Linked DNA regions of Mus musculus: all the other regions are linked to region 3. A link is a loop called in an ENCODE intact Hi-C map of the cell type or tissue named here. Cell type or tissue: heart. All regions are shown on one strand.

The links. Peaks named below come from ENCODE experiments on the same cell type or tissue, not always from the same donor. Only the 100,000 strongest peaks of a DNase experiment are listed, where the experiment ranks them.
Region 1: a loop joins it to region 3, with 2.6 times the contacts of the local background. A loop is called at or near these places in 4 of 42 quality-filtered maps.
Region 2: a loop joins it to region 3, with 3 times the contacts of the local background. A loop is called at or near these places in 6 of 42 quality-filtered maps.

Annotation. Positions count from the first base shown.
Region 1 is chr15:3,505,879-3,513,878 of GRCm38, forward strand. All of the region lies in intron 1 of Ghr (growth hormone receptor), which reads right to left. Among named protein-coding and RNA genes, the nearest start is that of Ghr, 73 kb to the right of the region's middle. In heart, a CTCF peak has its summit at 3,365; a DNase peak (open chromatin) is centred at 3,423; H3K27ac peaks cover 214 bases.
Region 2 is chr15:3,434,338-3,442,337 of GRCm38, forward strand. The region is part of intron 2 of Ghr (growth hormone receptor); the gene reads right to left. Among named protein-coding and RNA genes, the nearest start is that of Ccdc152, 130 kb to the left of the region's middle. In heart, CTCF peaks have their summits at 4,867 (motif pointing right) and 7,398 (motif pointing right); a DNase peak (open chromatin) is centred at 3,194; H3K27ac peaks cover 685 bases.
Region 3 is chr15:3,352,295-3,360,294 of GRCm38, forward strand. All of the region lies in intron 3 of Ghr (growth hormone receptor), which reads right to left. The region is part of intron 4 of Gm41254 (a long non-coding RNA gene); the gene reads left to right. Among named protein-coding and RNA genes, the nearest start is that of Ccdc152, 53 kb to the left of the region's middle. In heart, a CTCF peak has its summit at 4,147 (motif pointing right); no DNase peak of the experiment used is centred here; H3K4me3 peaks cover 219 bases.

The DNA.
Region 1 (8,000 bases), 150 kb after region 3:
GCTTATTAGAGATATTTGTGCTGCAGACCCTATTCTCTGGACCTTGGTGTCTTGTTCTTTAAAATGAAAGGAGAGTACATGAAGATCTCTGATGATGTCGTTCTCTGCTTTATTCCCCCTCGAAACAAGAATTTCACTCTGTAGCCCAGGATATCCTTAAACTCATTATGCTCCCACCTCAGTTTCCAGAGTGCTTGGATTATACTGGCATAGAACTGTGTACATCATTCTGATCCTTGCCTGCCGAGTTCCTATGTGAGTGTAGATGGACAAACATTACTGTGTCTTGAAGCAGTCTAAAAAACACACAAAAGTTAAATGGCCAAGGTAATGATCCGGTCCTCCAGAGACGTTTGTTTGAAATCAGTCCACATGACACATGGATAAGTATTTGGTTGGTTTGGCCCAAACATCCACTTGTTAAACATGGTAACGTTGGGCTCGTGTCTCAGCATTTCAGCAGCATAACTTGTTGGTGGTCTAATTTGTGAAAATTTCCTATCTTCAAATTCAGTCTCTCTCTTCATCACTCCCCTCCCCGGAAGATAATCCTGGTGCACAATTTTGTTTGATGAAAAGGGTGGGAGGGATGTTATTACCCAGTCATTAGAGACCATGGATGCTACTAAGTACCTCTTAGGACAGTATGCGTTCTCTACAGGATGCAAAGACATATCTGGCCCAGCTATCAGTAATAGCACGATTGAGAACCCAGTCTGTCAAGAGAAGCTTTAGATTGACGATGGCCTGGCCAAGTTCATGTAAAATAAATAAAATAGGACTTTAGGGTTAGCATTGTCTTCTCATGCCAGATGGCCCCTACCAGCATACAATTATGGTTTAATGAGTATTTATGGGAAGCTTCTACATTAACAAAGTGAGAGAAAATTTTTATTTAAATACAAGGAAGCTGAAATTTCTCTGGACATGGTTTTCTCAATTTGTTTCATAGTAAATCCGATAGATTGTACTTTTTAAAAATAAATAAGGCATTTAGACATTACTGGGTCTAAAAGAGCAGAGCTACTAAACTCAGTCTCTTTTCAGTCCCGATTCCTTGGAGCTAAACACATATTTCACTACAGTTGACACCCTGCAAGCTCCCTCCAGTGTAGACTTGGGGCTAAGAACTAGTATTCTATGCAGAGCCTAGTGCATCTTAGATGTAAAAAAAACAGCTGTGGTAGTTCTTAAACACAAAGAATTGAGTCTTTGAGAAGTACCCATTATTGAAGATGAAGTCAAATAATGGAATACTTCCCACACTGACTCCCAGTGCTTTATAATTGTTTCAACGCAAATAATTCTAAAATATAACCCACACATCTCTGTCTTTTATAACACATGCTACTGAGCTTCATCTTCTCTTAGTGGCTTTAAAAATGTCATTGTAAAGGATGTTGTGGTGGTTTGAATAGGAATGGCCCCCACGGACTCATCTATTTGAATGCTTGGCCCATAGGGAGTGGCACTATTAGGAGGCATGGCCTTCTTGGAGTAGTGTGGCCTTGCTGCAGGACATGTGCACTGTAGGGGTAGCCTTTGAGGTTTTATATGTTCAAGGTAGGCCTAGTGGGGCACACAGTCTACATCTGCTGCCTTTACATCAGGATGTAGAACTCTTAGCACCTTTCCGGCACCGTGTCTGCCTGTACACTGCCATGTTTCCTGCCATGATGATAATGGACTAAACCTCTGAATCTGTATGCCAGTCCTAATTAAATGCTTCCCTTTATAAGAGTTGCTATGGTTACAGTATCTCTTCCCAGCAATAAATCCCTAACTAAGACAAGTGTTAGCCATTCCCCTATGCCAGGAGCAGGGTTCATGTACAGCATTTATTTTTGCTAAGGTTTTTGTTGCCTTAGCAGGTCAGGGGTAACTGATATTCTTGCTGTTTCTAGCTCCTTACCTTCCCAAAGTGACCACGGGGTGAATTACAACAAATTCCCAGGAGTAAAAAAACCTCAAAACCTACTTTCTCTCATATATTCTATATGCTTAGAATTGTTTAGCAAAACTTGACTCTCAGAGATAAACCAAAGAGTGAAAATTAGCCTTTCACATTATTTTGCAATTGTGTAACATTTGCTGAGTGTTAGAACTGTACGCTGCACATACTCTGAATGGTTTTCTCTTGTGTGACTGTTTGATTTCATCCTCATAAGAACACGACAAGGTAGGTTCAAGTGTGCAATTATCTGGATACAAACAGATGTGAGGCAGAGAATTCAGAGAGTTCTGATTTAAAGCCAGTTGACTTTACCCCCAGAACTTTGCTTGAACCACTACAACAGAGGCAGGAACATGTTAGGCTGCAGGCTGTGGGCTGCGTTATCCACAGCTAGGTTTTGTTTGGCTCAAGAGCCAGCAGTTCTTTGTGGGGCGGGGCATTTGCACCTGGGCAGCTTGCATGGTCTCTGCTAGAAGGGAGCACAGTGCTGCCTTTCCTTTCACTTGCTCAGCTCTGGAGTTTGCATGAAGACAGGGACGTTCTCTTCTAATTTGGACAAGGTTGGGGGGCAGATGAGCTAGTGACATGCATGGTTGCTAACAGTAATGAAACAAATTTCATGGCTTATTCACACGAAATTACAAATGTCTGGCTTCCATGAAAGGGGCACAAAAGGATGAATTAAGACCAAGGCTCCAGGTAATGCGGTTTCTGGTTTCTCTAGGAGGGGCTCAATCCACACATTCCTGGGAAATGCCAGGCAAGCTGTTTTTTGTTTTGTTTTGTTTTGTCTTGTTTTCCCCAAGCTGTGACCTCTGTATAGCACATTCTGGTATTTCCTTTTAAAACCCACTCTTCTCTCCTTCTTATAAATAGTCCACTCATGATGCCACAACTCAGTTCCTCCCTTATGCAAATGAACAGAAAATGTGTAACTTCCCTGAGCTGACTGACTCCCTCAGGTGACCAACAGGGTGGATTCTGTTTTCCTGTGCAAGCTGTTTTGTAGGACACACTGTTCTCTTGTTCCATGCCTGGCAGAGAAAAGAAGAAGGAAAAGGAGAAGGAGAAGGAGAAGGAGAAGGAGAAGGAGAAGGAGAAGGAGAAGGAGAAGGAGAAGGAGAAGGAGAAGAAGGAGAAGGAGAAGGAGAAGGAGAAGGAGAAGGAGAAAAAAAAAAACCACACACATAACTTTGCTCTTGGTGTCTACTGTCTGATAGCTGCTTTGCTTAGAGCACTTCCCTATCTACAGGAAAACTGTGTGCATAGCCATTTGCATGTTAAAGGCATCTGTGTTTGTTGTTGTTGCTTTTGATGGCAAAACAACCATTGCTCAGGCTTGTAGCTTGTGGGCCACTGGCAGAGAAAAGATTTTACTGAGTGAAAGGCCCTCATCTGGTGAGTGCCAGACACTTTCCTTCCCAGCTTGAGCTTCAGCACATGGCCCTTTGTCTCTGCCAAGCCAGTGGGATCCAGTCATTCCACATAGCCTGCCTGTGTCCTAACCACAGGGACGGCTGCCCTGGCCTGCAGAGACACCTGATACACAGTGAGGACACTGACAGCATCATCGCCTGGCCTCAAATCTGGCTAAGGATACACTTAGCCATTGCATTCCTCTCTGGAGCTTCCTTTATTTGACTTAGAGACGGAGGGAAATCGTTTCACCTTTTGGATCTCTGCTTCATGCCCAAGATGCAAATGAGAGCATTGGAACCTCTATTCTATCAAGTTCTTCTGAAGACTTTCAGTGTTTGGACCAGAATTTTGACCTTTGGTTTTTTAAAATAGACTTCTTTAGTGATAATTTTTTCCTACTTTTGTGTCTACAGAAAACATTTACACACACACACACACACACACACACACACACACATGACCAGCTTACTTCAAGAAATTTTCATGTCTCCTTAGAAAAAAGGAAATCCTAAGAGTTGATGAAGTATGTATGCATCAGCTGACATCACCAACCAAGAATCTAAGAAAGAAAGCAAACCTGGCTAGATTGTTATCTGTTTGTCTTTTCTCCTTACCCTGGCCCTCGTTACCTAAAAACGTGACACCTGGATCTCCTGTAGCTATTTTTTGAGCCTAAGGAATAGGTTAACATGATATGGATTATGTGGCAGAAAGCTCATGGCATTGTTGATGGAACTATACAACTTATAATGTGGAAATCTTAATTTGTTTTCTAAGTCTTGGTACCACAATGTATAACAATACTCCTCCTCCCACACAGGGTTTTTATGGGGATTATTTAAATAACACATGCTATGAAATTGCCTCTGAATGTTAGAAATCAGTCAGTCCAATCAACTAACATTATCTTTTTTTTTTTTTTTCTCATTTACCCTTCCATCCATAACTTCAACTCAAGAGGAAACTAACCCAGAGTTACTTGCTACTAGCTAACACTTTAAAACAGGTTTCTGTATAGAGAGAGGCTTTGGACTTGATGGTGGATACCACAGATCTGACCTTGAGTTAATAGGGTCTTAGGAACCTGAAAGAGATTTCCCTTCAACTTCAGCTGCAACTTAAGATAAGCAGGAGGTGGGGCCCTGTCAGGCTGCAGCAGAGAGAAAGCGTGGCCCTGCTGGCAAGGAAACAGAACAAGCTCTAAGGGAAAGTAAGCTCCAGAGCGTCCCCAATCTTCTTACAGTCTAAGATATTTGCCTTCCTGGGAAACACAGCAGAACAGAAAAGTAAAAGGGGTAAGCTCACTGTGTGCTGCCAGGCCCCAGAGGCACAGTCCAAGAGAAGGACCTGTCTCTCTTTCCTCATCGAAAAGCATGCATAATTGATTGATCTCTACGTACACAATCATTTGGGAGTGGATAACTCTTTTTAAAGAAAGTTATATTCTCCTACAATTTCTCTTTTCCCGTCAGTGGGTTTGTGTTTATTTACTTTTTAGACTAAACGACTCTGCTACCTAACTTCCCCTTAAAAGAGAGATTGGCAGAGTTGTCTGTCCAGTCAGATTGTAGGTATTCTCGGTTTTACTTTCCTTGGTGGCGGTCTACATTTCCTTTGCTCACTTGTATATGGAGTGAATAAGTAGCCACAGGTAGTATACCGGGGGAAGGCCTGTGTTCTTGTTAAATAGCCCCAAACTGGTGGCCCACAGCTTTGTAGTCCCTGCTTGCAAGGGACTGTGGGAAACAACACAAGAAATATTTGGTAATAGCTAACTTTTTCTCACCAAGAGTCCTTACCATAGAACAATCTAAACTATAGGATTTGCCTAAAACTTCACCAGTGCGAAAGGCATGGAAGAGAGAAGCGTTCTGACCAGAATGGACTCAGCACCAAGAACAGCCAGATTCAAGAGCTCCAAGGTTAATGTAGAATGTGATAAGCAAGGGAAAGCAGAAAGCGCGACTGGATTTAAGGCTTTTTTTTTCCCTTCAAGATAAACATACTCAAATAAAATAAAATACTCTGTGGACTAGAGCAAGAAGGTTCCTTTTAAGGACTTCAGCTGTTAGGGGTGGATGGAAACCACAGATAAGAATTTCAGCCTTTGACTGTAAGTGCAACAGGACAAGAAGCAGACGTAAAGTCTGGTTTATGGACCGGTAGATGAGCACAGTCTACTGAAGAAGCAGACCCCTCGAGGCATCTTCAAGTCTGGCTCTGAGGCTGCTGGACATTGGTGACGCCATTTTGCTTTCTTCACTGACTTACATGCAAATGTCTCACACAAAATGAATAACTCACATGGGATATGCCACGGGAGAGGCTAAATGCACAGAGAACAAACACAAAGGACACAAATCAGTCAGAGGAGGCAGATCAGGATTGGAAAGCTTTCAGAAAGGCTGGAATTGGTTCACTCTGTGGCTGGGTCATTTGTTCCCATAAATATATTGATTTTTCATTCTCCTTGCTTTGAACCCCTGCCTAAGTTTTCTTTCTCAAGTAGCACTAAGACTTACAAATGGTTTACATTATGCAGTGTTCTAGGCATGCTGTATACACATGTGTCTATTCTGTTGATCTTTACAATCCCATGACTAGGGTAGAGATGAGATATCTGAAGCCAAGAGATTTCCAACAATATTCTCTGAGTTTATGCAGCTAGCAAGTGATGTGACTCGGAGTGCAATACAGATATTGTGGCTCCAGACTGTGTGCTCAGCCAGCATCTTATTCCAAGGCCATAGGTCATCTCCCTCATCTCAAAGCTGGCATTTGACCAGACCAGAGGCCTCAGAGCAATAGTCGCACTTCACCCTCTGAAGTATATGAGCATATATTTGGTCATTTTCTCAAGAAAGTTGTCTAGTGCAACTTTTAGATACAATTACCAATTTGTAGAAACCAAGGACATTCAGAAACAAGCAGAAAGGCACATGTGGAAACAATCTACACATGCCAGCCAGTATGGATTTTGCCAAGACCTCAACTCAGTTTCTTCAGTAAATAAATTTCAGAGATAGAGTTAAAAAGAGAGAGGGAGGGGGAGGGGGAAGGAAGCAAAGAGGAGCAAGATGAGGATTTGACCTACAGATTAAAAGTGGCTTAAAAGATTTTTAATCATTACAACATGTGAGTGTTATTTGGAAGCCTATTTAAACAAAATATTAAAGTGTAAGCTATATTATTTATGAGACAATTATAACTTGAGCATTATCTGAATATGCAATAATTTATAGTGTTATGAATATAGCTACTGAAGCATGATGGGTGAGGTGACATGGTACCTGGATCTGTTCCAAAACTATGTGGATGGGGACAACTGAGTGGGTCAGCAATGATGTCGGATTGGTCAAGAGTTGTTAACTATTTAAACAGGGTGATGGAGATATGGTGGCTGTACTTACATAAGCTTGAAGAGTCAATATATCAAGAGCTGCACACAAGTGTAGAAGTAGAGATATGCTGAGGGTTAAAATTAGGGCAAGGAGGATATTCTAGACTTAACCAGGACTTTGCTAGCACACACACACAGTTTCTCCTAACTTTGACAAGTGTTTGGAAACCTAAGGGAAGAATTCAGAAAGAATGAAGGACATATATTGTTCTTGTTCTGTGAAGACAAGCCATGGAATTGTAAGGAGAACCTGCAGCCTACTCCATGATTTTGTCTCGAAAATATTCTCATAGCGAAAGAAAGCATAGAGCCCTTGATGACCTTGCCAATATGTCACCACCTGCTCACGGACACATGGGTTTGCTCAGGATACAAGGAAGTGTGAGGAGGAAGAAAATCACACTTGATGATCATAGGATCAGAGGCTGAAAACTACATGCTCGGTGGAAGGAAATACGAGACATTCAATTACATATCTGGAGAAAACACCCCATGAAGTCGTATTCAAAACATGGTCCTGGGACTGTTTTCTTTTGGTACCCTTAGCCCCAGAATTTATCAGCTGAGCAATTTTAGATGAGCAGCTAATGAGGATTTCAGCTGTTACAAGTTGAAAAGCATGGATTAACCATCCTAGGAGAAAAGCCTACCTATGTGATGACTATTAACTTATGTTCTACAAACTGAGTCTAAGAATGCTAAGCCCAGTGCACCTTTGCAGCTTTACTTAGCACTGAGCCACTGATGTGAAATATATAAATCTAGGAAGAGAACCCATTGAATAAAATGGGGAGTGAAGAGTGATAAGCCCTACAACAGTATCAACGTTCCAACTCAGGAGGTGGGTTCAGATGGGAGTGAAGAGGTTTTCTGTTCAGACACTGCCTACTCTGTCTAATTTTTGTTTCTTTGTTTTTAGACAGAATCTCACTGCATATCCCAGGTTAGCCTCAGATTCATCATCTTCCTGCCTCTGCAGGAGCTTTGATATTAGCCGTGTAGGGCACTACATCCAACTCCTCCTCTTGTACTTAATCATTGTAGGGTGAACATTCTCCTGAATCCAAGCTGTACCCCAATAGCTGTAATACGTATATTATTGGGTGAAGCATACCTGAAAGAAAAATTTCAAGCCAAGTTATGTTTTCTCAAATTCTAGAACTCAAGATATCCGACACAGTGCATGGCTTTCAGTTTGGTATCTTTAGATCAAACACAGCTGCAGAG
Region 2 (8,000 bases), 82 kb after region 3:
AGGTCTCTAAATGTCTACAGATAGACTATTCTGGAATAGATTTTCATTATTTGAAACCCTCATGCTTACAAGTAAAACTGGCCTGTAGCTTTTACTCTAAGGGCTTGGCATGGGTTCAGAGCAGAATAGTGGATCCACATAGTACTGGCTCAGCTGAAAGCAAGGGTGAGGAGGGCTTTGCCTCTTTTCTCACCTTTCCAGTGTCCACCTCCAGCCTTACTTTAGTGAAGCTAGGCTGATGCCAGCAGGCAAGGCAGCATGTTCCCAAGTAACATTTGTGGTCAGGAGAATCACATCATTAGTGATGCCTAACTTCCCAATTACCTCCTTTTGACTTGGTCCCAGAGCCATGCACAAGTGTTTTCTCATCCTCCATCTGGCCTTCTCTGGCTCTGACTCACTCATTATCACCCTTCTCCACTTGAACCCAACGGACTTCGTTTGGTGGATCTTGCCAAGTAATGATAGCGAATGAAATAAAATTTGCTTATCTAAGTTAGATCCAGATTGCAAGTTTTAAGGCTTGTTATTTATTCCAAATATAGCCCAAGGATTGTTTTCTACCTTCAGTCTTACAAATGGGTGGTACCTCAGTCTACATATTATACAAATGACATTTTAGATACTCAGTGTACACTGGATAGACAAAGACCAAGTTAATACTGATGTCTCTCTCCCTCTCTCACACACACCCCATTCACATGCTTTATAGGCTATTGTTAAAATAAAATCTGGCTCAATCCATTTTTCAAAGACTTTCTATTTAAAAGGCCTAAGTTATCAGCTGAGATAAATGTAATCTCTTCTCATAAAAACTCTAAAATTATATGAAAAGAAAACTATTCAACACAGGGGGGGAAAGGCTAACAAGAAAATGTTGTTTTAAAATAGATTTATCATGTACTTTATTGTTTTTCTGTATGTGCCTATACAGGTTTATGGGTACCATGTGAGTGCAGGTGCCATTGAAAGCCACGGTCTCCTGGAACTGGAGTTACAGGCAGTTGTGAGCCACCCAATGTGGTTGTGGGAACTGAACCTGGGTCCTCTAGAACAGTAAATACTTCTAACTACTGAGTCATCTCCCAACCCCGGAAACAAAAACTATTACAGAAACCTTTTCTTACTGAAGGCAATCACGTGAGGCTAAGACAGAATAATAAGCCAAGATAAAATTCTTGTGGAGCACATTTTCAGAGCTAATGGCACGTCCCACTATTCAAGACCTGAAGCATTTCATTCCAGATGCTGACAATATCAACAGACTGATAAATTGATGGTTTCTGCTCACTGTTAGAGGACCAATGGTGAGACATACATCACTGTTCAAACTGACTTAAAAGGTCAGTTCTTAAACTTATGACTTTAACCTAAACTCTGAGAAACGTTTTTTACAATGAATTGTTAAGACTGTTCCTGTGTGCCTGGAAAGGAAGCAATAGGTCAACGAGAACCACATAGCTCCACTGAGAACAACATTTTACAGGAAATGCCCTTCCTGTCCTTTCACGGATGGGTTATTGAATGCTTGTTTAGAGAAGCACTGACCTGTAATGTTCCTCAGTTTCAGTGAAGCAGTTGATGTCATATCTTAATATATGCCGTGAATGAAATGCATTATTGTGGCCTGAATAATCATGAAGTTAAATATGGTTAAAGGAAAAATCTAGAAATTAATTACAGAACCCAAGAGACTCTTGGTCATAGCCCTTCAGAGTATGTTGCAAAATTCTTTGAAACTGTTTTTGTAAAAGTTTTTGTATGAAATAATTTTTAAAAGGACATACTATGTTAATTATGTCATGAAGGATACAAGTGCAGAAATTCCAGTTTATTTTATCAGATCCATGAACATTAAGTTTTGAGAAAATCTGAAATCCCAAGTCTAAACTCAAAATTCTACTGCAAAAACCACAGGCACTTCTTATAGTCACCTGCCCCTGGCAGACCCACAGCTGACAAATGCACTCCTGGAAACATCCCTGGCACCTGCAGGATCTGCTCCAGTCTAATCTCATTCAAGGCATTCTTTTCATTCTGAAACAAGTGTCAAAGCAAAAAATCAAATCATCAGCGTCTTATCAATCCACACTTTAGCACTAAGGATCCCAGCCTTCTAGACTCTGTCTCCTCTCCCAAAGACAGGTAGGTGGCTGGCAGGAATAAAAGATGTCTACAAAGTATAGGGGGTTGGTGAGGAGAAGACACAACAGTGGGCAGAGAACAGAGTTCAGGCTTTGGGGAAAGCATCTTATCCTCTTCTGTGTGTGGACCCTTTGTGCCAAGGAAAGGATGTGTGAGACTAAAGTCACATCCTAGTGTCATAAAAAATAATACAAGGAGCACTGGAAAGACATCCCCAAAGTTAAAATTCTCATACAAAAGCAAAAGGAGCAAAAGGAGTTTGGAGATGACACAGAACATAAAATGGCCATGTTTGCACACAGTTTCCAGGGAAGAAGAAAGAGTTTGGATCACTAAGGTCAAACTACAGCCAGTGCCTTGCCTTTCCCTAGCTCTTTGGTCTTGGGAGTTCTGGATTAGAAATCAGATTCCCTCTGGTTTGTCAAGGAATAATCAAAACAGAGTCAAGCCAGAAACATGGAGAAGTGATCTATCTATCTTTCTACTTACCTATTATTTATCTATTTATCTCCCTCCCTCCCTTCCTTCCTCCCTCCCTCTCTCCCTAGCTCTCCCCCTCCGTCCTTGTATTTATCTCATTCAACTCTCCAGTGGTAGGTGTTTGGTTGAGAAAATAAACACTTTTCAATAATATTCTTGGATATTCCCATTTTTCTATAGTTTCTCAACTTAGTCTTCAGAAAGTATAATCCTTCAAATGGTTTTTCTTTATACTTTCTTGTTTGTTTGTTCTGAAATATACATTCATATTTTTCAGTCTACTGTATTTTAAACAAAGGTGATTCTTTGTTTAAAAGATACTCATACGCTTAAAAACTCAATAAGGAAAAATTAAGACAAGGTTACACACCCTCTTTTTGGTGTATAGGACTCTTGGGCTCAGTGTTTAGGAATGACTGATCTCATGTATGTGACAATTCCATATTTTGACCCTTAAAACTACCATGTTATGTATACCATTTCTCTAAAAATCAACTAACCAAACAAGCAAAAACAAAAGCTGCCTCTGCTATGCTCAGTGCCACGTGTTTGGGCTTTTTTTAGCCAAGCATTCTTCACCTTTACTAGCTTTGGCTGGAGATCCAGTCCTCTAGTTCAGATGTCCTCTATGACCTGGCAAGAGGGGACCTTTGAGGTCAGTGGGGCCCTGGGGGAGGAATGGTAAAGAGTAGAGAGTCTGGAAAGATATTCCAAACGCACTGCTTTCTTGAAGGATAACTCTGCTTCCTGTTGCTTTTCATGGGCATTACCTCTGCAAAATGAGGGCACTGTGCCCCTAAACGGATGAAGACAAGTGTTGTTCAAGTGTAACCTCTTGCCTAAGAGCAGGTATGAAATCTCCAGAGTGTTTGTCCTTTCTACCCAAGCCCAGTGGTTCTTTTTTTCAATTATAGGGTCAATTTCTCTTTTAATTAAAAAATCTTTACATTTATATTTTGAGAATTTCTTATACCATTACTGTAGTCACATAATTTCTGCCCTTCCTTCCTCCAAGTCTCCCCACTTTCTCCCAACTCCTCAAATTCATGGCCTCTTAGCCTTTAATTATTATTGTCATAATCAGACACACATACATATGTAAATAACATGCTGGGTTAATGTATTTTTGTTCATGTATACATGTGTCTAGGGATGACTGCTTGGGGTTGGGCAACCTATTGGGGACTTGTCTGTAGAGAAGACCGATTCTTCTGCTCTCAGCACTTAACAGCTATTAATTATGTAGGGTACATTTCTAACTTTAAAACAAAAAAAAATCACTCATTTAAATATAGTGTTAGAAAAAAGGTGCTTTCTCTTGCCCTAAAGCCCATTATCATTGGACATGGATACTTTAGTTGGAAAGTATTATTAACCATCACAAACCCTGACACATATGTACCCTTTCCTTCTAAATACTTTCATGGACTCTTTGAAAGTTTGGAGAGTGACCTAGGACACAGGAGTGTGCTGTAAGGGCCAACATAGTCAGAGAAGGCTAAGGAGGAGGAAAGAGAATGAAACCATGTTCCAAGGTGCCTAAAAACTCTGACTTCTGTTTTCTTCTTCTACACGTGATAACAGCTTACGTTTATACAGGCTTTTTGAATGTTCTTTATATGTCTCAATCCTCTCAATAACCCTTTGTGTTAAGTATCTAATTATCCCCTTTTATAAATGAGGAAACAGAGGCATAGAACAATGAAGTCACTTCTGTGAGGTCAGCAGGGTCAGCATGGAATCCAGCCTATGTCCTGACCACTATCAGCTGTACTGCCTGCATACTATATAACCACCTGTGACTCTCATTAGGTTAGCATCACTGATAGTACATTAGAAAATGTCTCTCTCAGACCTATGAGTTTACCTCCACCTTTTTTTTTTTCTTTTTAGGTTTCTTCAAATAAAATACACTTTTTGGTATTTATTCAGAATTTCATTTTCAAAACATAAAGATACATATATTCTTTGACATCTCCAAACTTCAAAAGGGTTCATAAGCAGGGGAATAGTACATACTATTTAAGTATAATTTAAAAGCAAAGAAACTATGGAAACAGAAACAGACTAAAAACAACGTCAGAAAATAGATAGCAATTCTTTTTACACCTTATGAAACCTTCAGTGCTTGCTATAGGAAGAGATTGAAAGGATATGTAGCAGGTACCTGATTTATTTATTTATTTATTTTATATATGTGAGTACACTGTTGCTATCTACAGACACTCCAGAAGAGGGCATCAGATCCCATTACAGATGATTGTGAGCTACCATGTGGTTGCTGGGAATTGAACCCAGGACCTTAGGAAGAACACTCAGTACTCTTAACCACTGAGCCATCTCTCCAACCCTGAAACAGGCTCCTGAATCTCAGCTGCCAGCCATTAGAACGTTCAAACTCAAATACATGTAAAAATAAGATACAACCCCAGCATTTATATGGGCCTATTTATTCAATAACAGGCTTAATTGTGAATCCTTTTAGTTGTGGTGGCATCTTAGCATTGTTGACAGACTGTTTATGAGTTAGAAAACTAAAGGAGAAAAATTGAGGAGGGGATAGAAGGAATCCTTGGAGCTGAGAGCCAGGAGGCAAGAAAAGCACCAGTGGGCAGGACAGCAGGAAAGCAGATTCATTAATTCTTGATTTATTAATTCTTCTGGAACCTCAACTGTTGCACAAAACACAGATCGTGTGGAGTAGGAAGGGCTTTTGCAGGCTTTGGATGAGTCTGGTCTGTAGATTCACACGTGTAAACTAACAGGGGTTTAACAGTTGCCCTGGAAGCCTGGAAATTTATTTACCTAGCAGATAACAAAGTTTAGAAGTAGCTGGGCGTGGTGGTGCACACCTTTAATCCCAGCACTTGGGAGGCAGAGGAAGGTGGATTTCTGAGTTCAAGGCCAGCCTGGTCTACAAAGTGAGTTCCAGGACAGCCAGGGCTATATAGAGAAACCCTGTCTTGAAAACAAACAAACAAACAAACAAAGAAAAAACCAAAGCTTAGAAGTGATGAGAAATCCAACTTCAAGATAGTTTTCTTTTCTTACTTTACCAGCCATGTAGGGAGACAGAGCCAATCCAAATTTGAAAAGAAATCCTTCAGTCTCCATTGAGAAGTGTCATGACAGAGGTACACCCCTCCCTGTAGTATAGTTAGAAAGTCGAGGAGCTTGGGGCTGGAGAGTCAGCTCAGCAGGTGAGAGCACTTGTTACATTTGCGGAGTACCTGGGTTCAGTTCCCAGCACCTACACTCTGACGCACAATCATCCGAAACTCCAGTTGCAAACCTGACACCCTCTTCTGACCTCCACTGACACCACACATGCATGCACTCACATACACGTGAACAGGCAAAAGATTTATAAAATAAAATCAATAAATCTAAAAGATATTAAGAAGAGGTTGAAGATGTTGTATGAGAGTATGCTACTAAGAATAATGCTGCATAGCTGTTATTCAAGAAAAATTGGCCAATAGAAACCTCACACTAGTGTGTGCCTTAAGGAAAATTACTAAAATAAGCTAACAAAAGAAGAATATGAAAAACCATCACACACTAAAAAGGGTAAGCTTAAAGTTGTTGGTGATCATATGTGATTTGGGGGTAGGAGAGGGGTAGGCATTTATATTGGTGCTCGAGTTAAGGTTCTGCTCTGCTGGTTATCAAATAAATAACTAGTTTTCCCCAAAGCTGGTAGAAGACAGCAGCTGCCTCATGAAATCTAGGATCAACTGCATCAGCTGTGTAGTTTTTACAATCTTTATCATCCATCCAAAGTTACCTACCTCAACTTAGCTCCTCTGCTAAGCAACTCTGGATCCGGCCCATTGGACTTGCAAACTTTATATGCCCCAGCACAGGGGAACGCCAGGGCCAAAAAGGGGGAGTGGGTGGGTAGGGGGTGGGGGGGTGGGTAGGGGGTGGGGGGGTGGGTAGGGGGTGGGTAGGGGGTGGGGGTATGGGTCTGGGGGACTTTTGGGATAGCATTGAAAATGTAAACGAGGAAAATACCTAATTTTAAAAAATGAGGACTGGGGTTTGTAGAGAGACAGGGTAATTGTTAAACACTAACAACATGAATGCTGAATGGTTTTGCCACAAATACAGTAAGTACCATTAAGTTGGATCGAACATCATTTCCCATAGAAGTTATTTTCATATTACTAAATAGAAGACCAGACAATGAGAACCTTAAAGAAATACAGGAGAGCCTTAATCTACCCAGGTTGCATTGCGGGACTAGCTGTTCCACTAGCTGTGTGATATTCCATGACCTTTAAAGGCTTTTTAATTTTACTGCTTCTTGGATGAGACAGGACCACCCCAGGATCTCAAAGGACCTAGGATGACATCACTTCACAATGATAATACCCAATCAATACCCTTTCACCTTGTTACTTGGTGCCTGGAAGGAAAGAAACCCTGCAACTTTTAAATTTTTCCAAAATCCAAATGATGAGGAGGTAGATGAAGAACTATTTTATTTTTTGAGAGAGTGGAATTTGGGATTTATGTTAGAAAAAGAGGAGGATGGTAGAGAGGAGGAAGAGGGAGAATAGAGAGTGTAATCTTGTGGTAGAAGCCTGAAAAGAAGCTCATGTATAGGTGCCAGTCTATTGTGTGCCAATGAAGTCTAAACAGCTTGAGGTGGTCCTGATAATTCCTGGCATAGTTATGGTCAGTGATATCCAGTGCGGGCATGTGGTGACCTGTGTGCATTAGTCAGTTCTTGGTTGGTTACTATTTTGCTACTTGTCAGCACTTCCACTAGAGGGCAGCAGGTGGAAAGGCGAGGATGTCAAAATGGATTAACATTGATTGGTATTTGATGACAGAGGCTGTCAAGGTTAAGTACTGAGGGAGACAAATCATAAATTAAGTGGGGAAGTGAGTCTCATAGCTAGTGGGTTTCCATCTCTAGTGAAGCCCTGGATGACTGAAGGAGCTCAGCACCAGGAGGAGGATGGAAAAAGCTTTTTATCAAAGGAGCCCTTTTGCTTGTGTTTGGAGTTTTTCATGTGTGCATGAGTGCATACACATGAACATGCACATACACACACACAAACCAGACAGACGGACACACACACACATCAGACACACAGGCACACACAGACATAGACATGTGCATACACAGATGCACACATTCATTCACACTGATACACGCAGATGGACACACACAGACACATACAGAAACAGAAACACACAAAGACACAAGACAGACAGACAGACACACACATACACACACACACACACACACACACACACACACACACACACACACACACTTGCAGACTACAGAGCATTTCTCTACTTTTTCATTATCTGTAGGTTTGGGGTTTGTGAATTAATAATTTCCAAAATACTACCCC
Region 3 (8,000 bases):
CCTTAGTGATAACCAACAGCTCTCTCTTGAATTTAAGACCCACTCAACAAGAGGGAAACCATGGTTGATATTGGAATTTTCAGTGCTAATGAAGTCATGATTGTTAGAGGAGAATCTACAACTACTTCTTTACCAAACCAGCATAATCTCTAACAACAATCTATAAAACATTTGTCCTTATTGTGTATAAACATACATAGATAAATGCCATCTTTACTCCTGGTCAAGGAAGTGTCTATTTGCAACAGATCAAGACTACTTCAGAAAAACCACAGCCAATCAAAATACAATTGTAGACTCCAATCCCAATAAATATATCTATAAAATACCTTCACATCTAAGACTCAGAGAACATTGCAGAGGAGGGGCTGGGAGTACTGTAAGATCCAGAGAATCAGGGAGTTTTCTGTGAGATTGTGTCTCCTAGGGATGTCAAAAAATATACCCACAATGTCTTACCAATATGACCAAAACATGAACTGAACAACAGACATGCCAAAGCAGATGGGGGAAGATCCCACGAATCTTCAACCCTATACAAAGAACTATAGGTGACTGAAGAAATCTTGGAGTGGGAGAAGTGATTGTCCCCAGAGAAAAGCACATCAATTGAATATCTAATGTCAAAGAGTCAGCCCTGAAAACACACATACAAGTAACATTATACAGACTGAACAGGCTATATTTAGAAATGTACGTGTGTGTATGTATATGCATATATGTATAAATACATATATACATGCAATAATGATTAATGAAAAATGAGGTCATGAATTTGAAGGAGAGTGAAGAGGGGCATATGGGAGGGTTTGGCGGGGGTGGGAAATGGAAGGGAGAAATTTTGTAGCCATATTATAATCTCAAAAGAAAAGAAAAGAAAAGAAGAGAAGAGAAGAGAAGAGAAGAGAAAAGAAAAGGAAAGGAAAGAAAAGAAAAGAAAAGAAAAGAAAAGAAAAGAAAAGAAAAGAAAAGAAAAGAAAAGAAAAGAAAAGAAGAGAAAAGAAAAGAAAAGAAAAAAGACTGAGATCCGTGGATTGGGTACTTATGTGCTAACTCTTTCCAATTGGACTAGTGGGTCTAAGTTCTGGCAGCATGTTATGATCACTTGGGATATTAAAAACAATACCTTGGAGGACTAATTTAATTAGATTTCAGTGATGCCTGAGCATTGTTGAAATGCTCTAGGTGACTGTGATATGTTGAGGATCACTGAATAGAACAATGAGCTTCTATAGCACAACAATGAGTTTCTCAAGTGTTTATACTGAAAGGCCCTTCAGATACTGAGTCTTGGGGGGAAACATGCCAAATAGGGATTGCATTATCAAAGTGAAGCAGCATGTACTGAATCCTGGGGAAGCGGGGTGTGGGGGGCACAATTCCATGTAATAAAGATGCAAAACTGCTTCTGTAGCTCTCAGAGGATGGCAACATGGTCAGCATGACTCTCTGCTGTCCATGATTGGTTTGGTGTCTCTCAAATAGATCAGGTCTTGACTTCCACTGGCATGGAGTGAACATGTGAGCTCACAGCTGTCTTCCAGGACTTCTCCCATTGTACTTTCTAATACACTACAAGAGTTCAGCTAAGAGTCCAACTGTGTAAGTTGCTGAGTCACGGAAGTTAGTGTAAAATTCTTGGAAGCAGATCCTGGGAGCAAGGTTGACTCTCAGGCTTCATCTCCGTGTGAGTCCAGAGAGAAGAGCTATGGTAAGCTTTGGCAGAGAGTTACAAATGCCCATGGATCACATCATTAATATAACCATGGAAAGATGAGCTTGGAAACTAGTGGGATTTGAGGTTGATTCTCAAATGTACAACTTGCTAGCAGAATTATTGTCCTTATTCTTTATAGTCACTGAGATGTGAGTTACACAGTACTTGACTTGTGGTTAGTTTTTGGCAAATAACTACTACCAGGACTGAGGAGAGCTACACACTATTTCTAGTGCTTTAGTAGGTCTAGATACAGCTGGGAATTGACTTTCAAGGAAAAACAGCAAAACTTTACTTGATCTTAGTCTTCATAATTAAAATTAAAATTAAAAATATTTCATAATTAAAATATGAACCCTTGGCAAGGTGAAACTCCTCATAGCTAACCAAAATGGAAGCATTTTTTTCTATTTGTCTACTCAGAATTTCTATATTAAGTATCTAGAATCCAACAGAACTTTTTACACCTCTGCACTTTGGGTATTTTAGACTAGGTAATCCATGTTCCCAGTGCCTTATTGTGCATTTGAAATATTTAACATCATTCCTACCCTCTGCCTACTAGATGCTAGGAGCACTCTTTGCATGATGGCCATGTCTCTCCACATTCCTAGAATTTACATCTTGGGCAACAGAATCACATTTGATGACAATAGCTTCTGAATGTAAATGTATCACAGAATTATAAAACTATTCTGATTACTTTTAACTTGAGTAATTGAAAAAATATTTTTTGTGTAAAGTACATGCATGCTATTTGTGTGTGTGTGTGTGTGTGTGTGTGTGTGTTGTAGGTATGAACATTTTATGGTATATGTGTATGGAAATCAGAGGACATGCTTCATTATTGGGTCTCACCTTCTTCCTTGTTTGAGACACATTTCTTTGTTCTTCATAATTGCCTATACCAAAAGAGATGATCCATGAGCTCTGGAGTATTGGAGATACATGCTGTTGCACCATGGGTTCTGGAAGTCTGAATTGAGTTCTCACACTTGCATGGCAAGTGTTTTGTCAACTGAGTCATCTCTTCAGTCTTCCCCCATCCCCTGACTTTGGATATAAGCAGAACATTTACTTAAGCATTGTGTAAAAGTATTCTAGAAGAGATTAGGTTCCTACTGTATGCCATACTCCTAGCATGTGCTTTGTTATTTCATACACACACTTCTGTGTATAAAATGTTGTGTGTTAGTGTTGTGATCCTCACTTATAGCTAACGGGATGCTTCTGAGAGGTCAGATAATTTCTTGACAAAACACAGATGCAGTAAATGGTAAAGCTGGAACATGAAACCACAATTTTCTCACTTCAAAGTTCTTCTCCCCATATGGTATGCTGTAGGATTTTTCATTCTTGGCATTAAGTTCAAAGAGTTATAAGCATCTATGAGCTGCTAGATAGCTGTAGAGACCAAGGCTAGAGACTAAGTGCTGTGGACACAATCTGAAAACACCTTATTTTTAACCTTTTACTCCATGTATGTAAGATAAATGGGAAAACATCATAATTATGAGAAACATATGCAATGCCTTCAGGATGTGCTAGATTTTTTTTTTCACAGAAATGAGAAACTGAAGATGTCCCAGACTGAAAAAAACCCGTCTGACTGATGGAGAAAATAAGACTCATAAGAACCCCAAATGAAACATTGTAACATATACTGAAAACACTATGTAGTGTTGTTTAAATAAAGGGGATGCAACATTCTAAGCTAGCTTGGGAAATAGGTTATTTACAGGAGCTCACTTCTAAATTTCCTTAAGAGGTCAGGAGGCTGGAGATATATATATGATTAGCCTATATATTGGTGGACAACAGTCCAGGGACAGCTCTCAAGAATAAAATCACTGCCTGCCATTTGGTCCTTCCTATTCAAGTCAGGAGCTCTGCTCACTTCTATCTATAACCAGAGGTCAGATATTCTCATAGAAATGACATTCATACAAGCACAGAGCTGTCTTCTGGGACATGGCTTTGGCTTATTTAGAGTCATAGATTCTTAGAGCTTGAAGCTAGCCAGACTTGCCATCCCATTTTACCACAAGCAGAAAAAGATGCTGTCTAAAGAGGGACCGAACTTCCAATGATCCTGTGGTTGGTAAAGAGTGAGAGTGTGTTCTACTGCCTCTATGAAGTAAAAATCATGGTTTCTGTTGTTTTGTGCTTACTATGTACCCAAGAGTTGCAAAGCCTAATTAATATCCAAGGGTACCATTTTCAGGGCTTGGCTTGCTCCTGAGCCCCTAGACTGTATGACAGAAAATTATGATGATTTTTAGGTCACAGCAATAAAGTGGAAGCTTATGAGAAATCAAAATGAAGAGTCATTCTGAATAGTAAGTTATGTTCCAGCATCCAATGAATTAAAATTTCACATGTCAAAAAAAAAAAAAAAATCACATGTCACTACATTTCAATACACTAGGTGGCAGCAAATAGGTATTTAGGTACACCGTCAATAGATAGGCAGACTGGAAACAAAATGAAACTAAGTCTTTGGGTTTAATGAAAGGGGATTAATTTCTTGATGCTCTCAAACATGTACGCCAAAGCCAGAGCTTTCTCATAAGCTTTCTTTACCAAGGTTGCCCTTACAAACTATTAGTGGTGGACAACTACAGCTTGGAGAGCTTGGAGCTGTTCAGGTTGCTGCTTTCTGGGGAGGCGTGGCAATAGGCTATATATTTCAAGAATGGAGAGTAACAGTCAGGGAGAGGGAATGGGCAGGTTTAAGGGAGCATGTTGCAGGATATGCTCCAGAATCAAAGGGCTGAAAAAGAGATGTTAGCAGGCTGGTGGGGAATCCTGGCAACAGAGATATTTGTTAAATTAAGTAAAATTAGTATCTACACGTTCAGCCATAGGGACCCAAAAGATTATCTAGTGTCGCAGTTGGTTATGTCAGGTGATCCATTAAGGGATAGAAAGAAATTAAGAGGGATTTCTAATACTGCGTATCAGATTCATACAGAGTCACTAAGCCCATGTACATGAGTCACATGCTATGGGAGGAACTTCACACAAAGAGTGGAAGGGTCATGATTCAGAGTGCCTGTTCATAAATTAATCCCTCATCTCTTGGCATTGCAGAAGTTTTTCAGGCTCTTCTTGGCTGATTTAAAGGGTATATGGACTGAAAAGATGTAGCTCAGCTATAACTGTCTTGTAACAAAGAAGTGGCTTAAAAGATTCATATAAAGAAATTTCAAATCAAAGATGAGCTGATAATGTTGTCTTACTGATCAGAATGCAGCCGATGGCATGCTCTTCATAGCCTTAGAACAAGCTCTCAGTTGCTCCAAGCAAATCCAATGGACGGTAGCCTCCAAATCAGAAAAGGCTCTGAAGACTACTCAAACAGAGATTAACTTCTATTCTTATTATGGATGGACTTCTAATTTGATGTGTACTGCAACACCTTTAAAATAACATGTTGATAAACAAGATATAGACTCTGCCTTCAAATTCCTGTTTTATAAACCACTAAATGAGAATTATCTCTCCCTAAATAAGTAAACTTGTTTAAAGTATATCTCAAGAAGCATTCTGCTCTAATAAATATTAAACACCTTTCAGAATATCATTTGATTCAGCTATATATAAAATTTAAATATGTATATATACATATGCATATAGATTATAGTGATATGTGTTGAATTCAGGGCCTGAGTAGAAGCTAAGAAAGCTCTCTACCACTGAGGTATATCCAATCCTATGAATTTATTTTTGTGTATAGCCTATGATAAACAAAATAGAGTACTATGTATGTGTAAGGAATTTTTAAGCATGTGAACATGCAAACTGGCTATATGACTATGATACTAATGGGCTATAGGATCCAGATTTTTATGACTTGAGACAGCTTAACATATTTATAAATAAATAAGTAAAATGAAGCAAGAGACCTAGACTCTCGGTCTTCTGAATTAGTCCACTTTCCATTACCATTAAGAACTATCTGATGCTGAGGAACTTATAAAGAAAAGACATTTATTTATTTATTTTGCAGTTCTGAGACTCAAGATCAAGCGTTTTGGCTTCAGTTCATCTCTGGTGAGGGGCAATGGAAGGTTGGGAGTGTGGTGAGAAAGATCTCATGGTGACATAGGACGTCAGAGGGACTAAGTAGTTTGTGTCACATGTTTTTAAAGAATATCTTTCTTGTGAATGAATTGTGATTTGCTAAGAACTATATTAATCTCTTCCAAAGCTAAGGTTCCCAATAATCTAAGAACCATTTTCTAAACACAGCCTCTTAAAGTCCCACCACCTCATAATACTGCCACACTGGGACCAAGTTTCTGACATGAATATTTTTGGAGACACACCATATAGAAACAATAGCATCTCTACAGAAAATAAACTGTCAGTTTGTTATTTAAACACTTCCATTTTATTCTCTTTGGCTTCCATATTTCCCCTGATGTTGCCAGCTATACACTTTTGTGCAAAGGTCCAAGATAGAGAGTTGAGATTTTTATTCCATTTTAATGCTCCAGATGCCTTCCTCCCTAAAGACTTCTCTGTTGGAAGCAGAGTTGCAGGAACATTTAAAAGGGAGTCACTTGCCAATCAAATAAAATGTAGCTATGTGGAAAGGAAGGGAGCAGATATCCAAAGAAAGCAATACTCTAGAGTGAGCCAACACTTTTCTTAACATTACATCTTCCCAATTAATCAAAACAGCTCTTAAAATTGTCTCCAGTATTTTGTGCTATATAAGGAATGACTTAAGTAAAAGTTGTGCACAGGTGTGGAGAAATCAGTTTGCTATATGAAGTGGACACATGGAGAGTTTCCCGTTCAGATGAGAGACTTCTCTGGCTCTGATGATTTCCCTGTGACAGACTGTCTTTTGGTTAATTCTTTTCTCCCCCTTTGCCTCCCTCCATTCTTTCCTTGCTTTCTGTTGGGGAGGCTCTGGCTCTGCATCCCTGGATGGCCCATAACTCACCATGTCGACCAGCCTGGGCTCAAACTCTCAAAAGTCTCTGTGCCTCTGCCTCTTGAGGGCTGAGATTAAAGATGTGTGCCAACACAACCAGCATCGTTCCTTTCTTTGTAGAGCTATGTTACTTGTAGTAATAGTTTATACAAACTGTACTAGAGAAGGTCTATCCCATTCCTGTGAGCAAATGCTTGGCATATGGACTGATGAATTCTAAGCCAGTGCCAGCAGAGGAGTTTGCTTGATCATCACTGGGCATGTGGGCTCTACCCCAGATCTATTGAATTGCTAGCCCAGGCATCTTTGATTTTAATCCTTCGTCTTGATTTTTATGGTTCTAGGTCTCAATTCTCAGGCAGAGTGTGCAGTCTGGTAGTTGGAAAAGGAGAAGAGTCAAGTTCAGAGGCTTCTCTTCTGGAGTCAGGGCAGCAGACACTCACAGTTGAATGGCAATTGAACTCACTTTATGATGTGAGATGTAGGATACAAAGCAATGTGTGGCTATTCAGGATATGAAACTGTGGAATTGGAATCCTCCCTTTGAAAAAGACCTATGTGTCTTTGAGATGTGTCTGCCTACACAGGAACCAGGTATTTCCTACAGGCAGCTAGGTGTCAGAAGCAGAAACATCAAAGACAACACAGGACAACTCAGTTCAAGACAACTGCAGAAGGAGTCAATATTATTTCCATTTACAGATATGGATTTAAGTCTTTGAGAGGTTGAATGTCTCACTCATCTTCATTGAACTAGTAAGAGGAAGACATGGGATTCAACTGCTTTGTAAAAGAGAGGGAATAGCTAATGTAGCTGGCATGAAGGGAATATAAGCTAGTTACTTGAACCATTAATAGAATCCAGTGTTTAGTTGGAACAGAGGGGAATAATGAACCTTTCTAAGCTGATGACTTAGTAACCTTGAAGCTGTAGGTCAACAAACAGGAAATAGTCACTTAATTTGGATTGGAACACAGAGTTCTTGTCTCAGGGGAAATTTTATAGAATGTCAACAGCAGCAAATGTTCAGATCAGCTGCTGATTTTCATATTTCCACTGACAGAGAAGGCTTAGTACCTACCCCCATTCACCCCCTCCCAGTGGAGAGAAATGATCCAGCACTGATTTAAGAGCAATATCTTTGGATTCAGAGCCACAGTGGCCACTTCTGACACTAATACAACCCAGGTGTCCTGGGTGGTCTCTTCTCATGCTGTACTTTCTCATGTAACTTTATTTACAGATTCAGGCATGTCTGAGCACTGAGGCAAAGCGTGGTTGCTATTCCCTGTGCCTATGCAGCTAAGTCACATTAGCTAGCATGCCCATGAAGA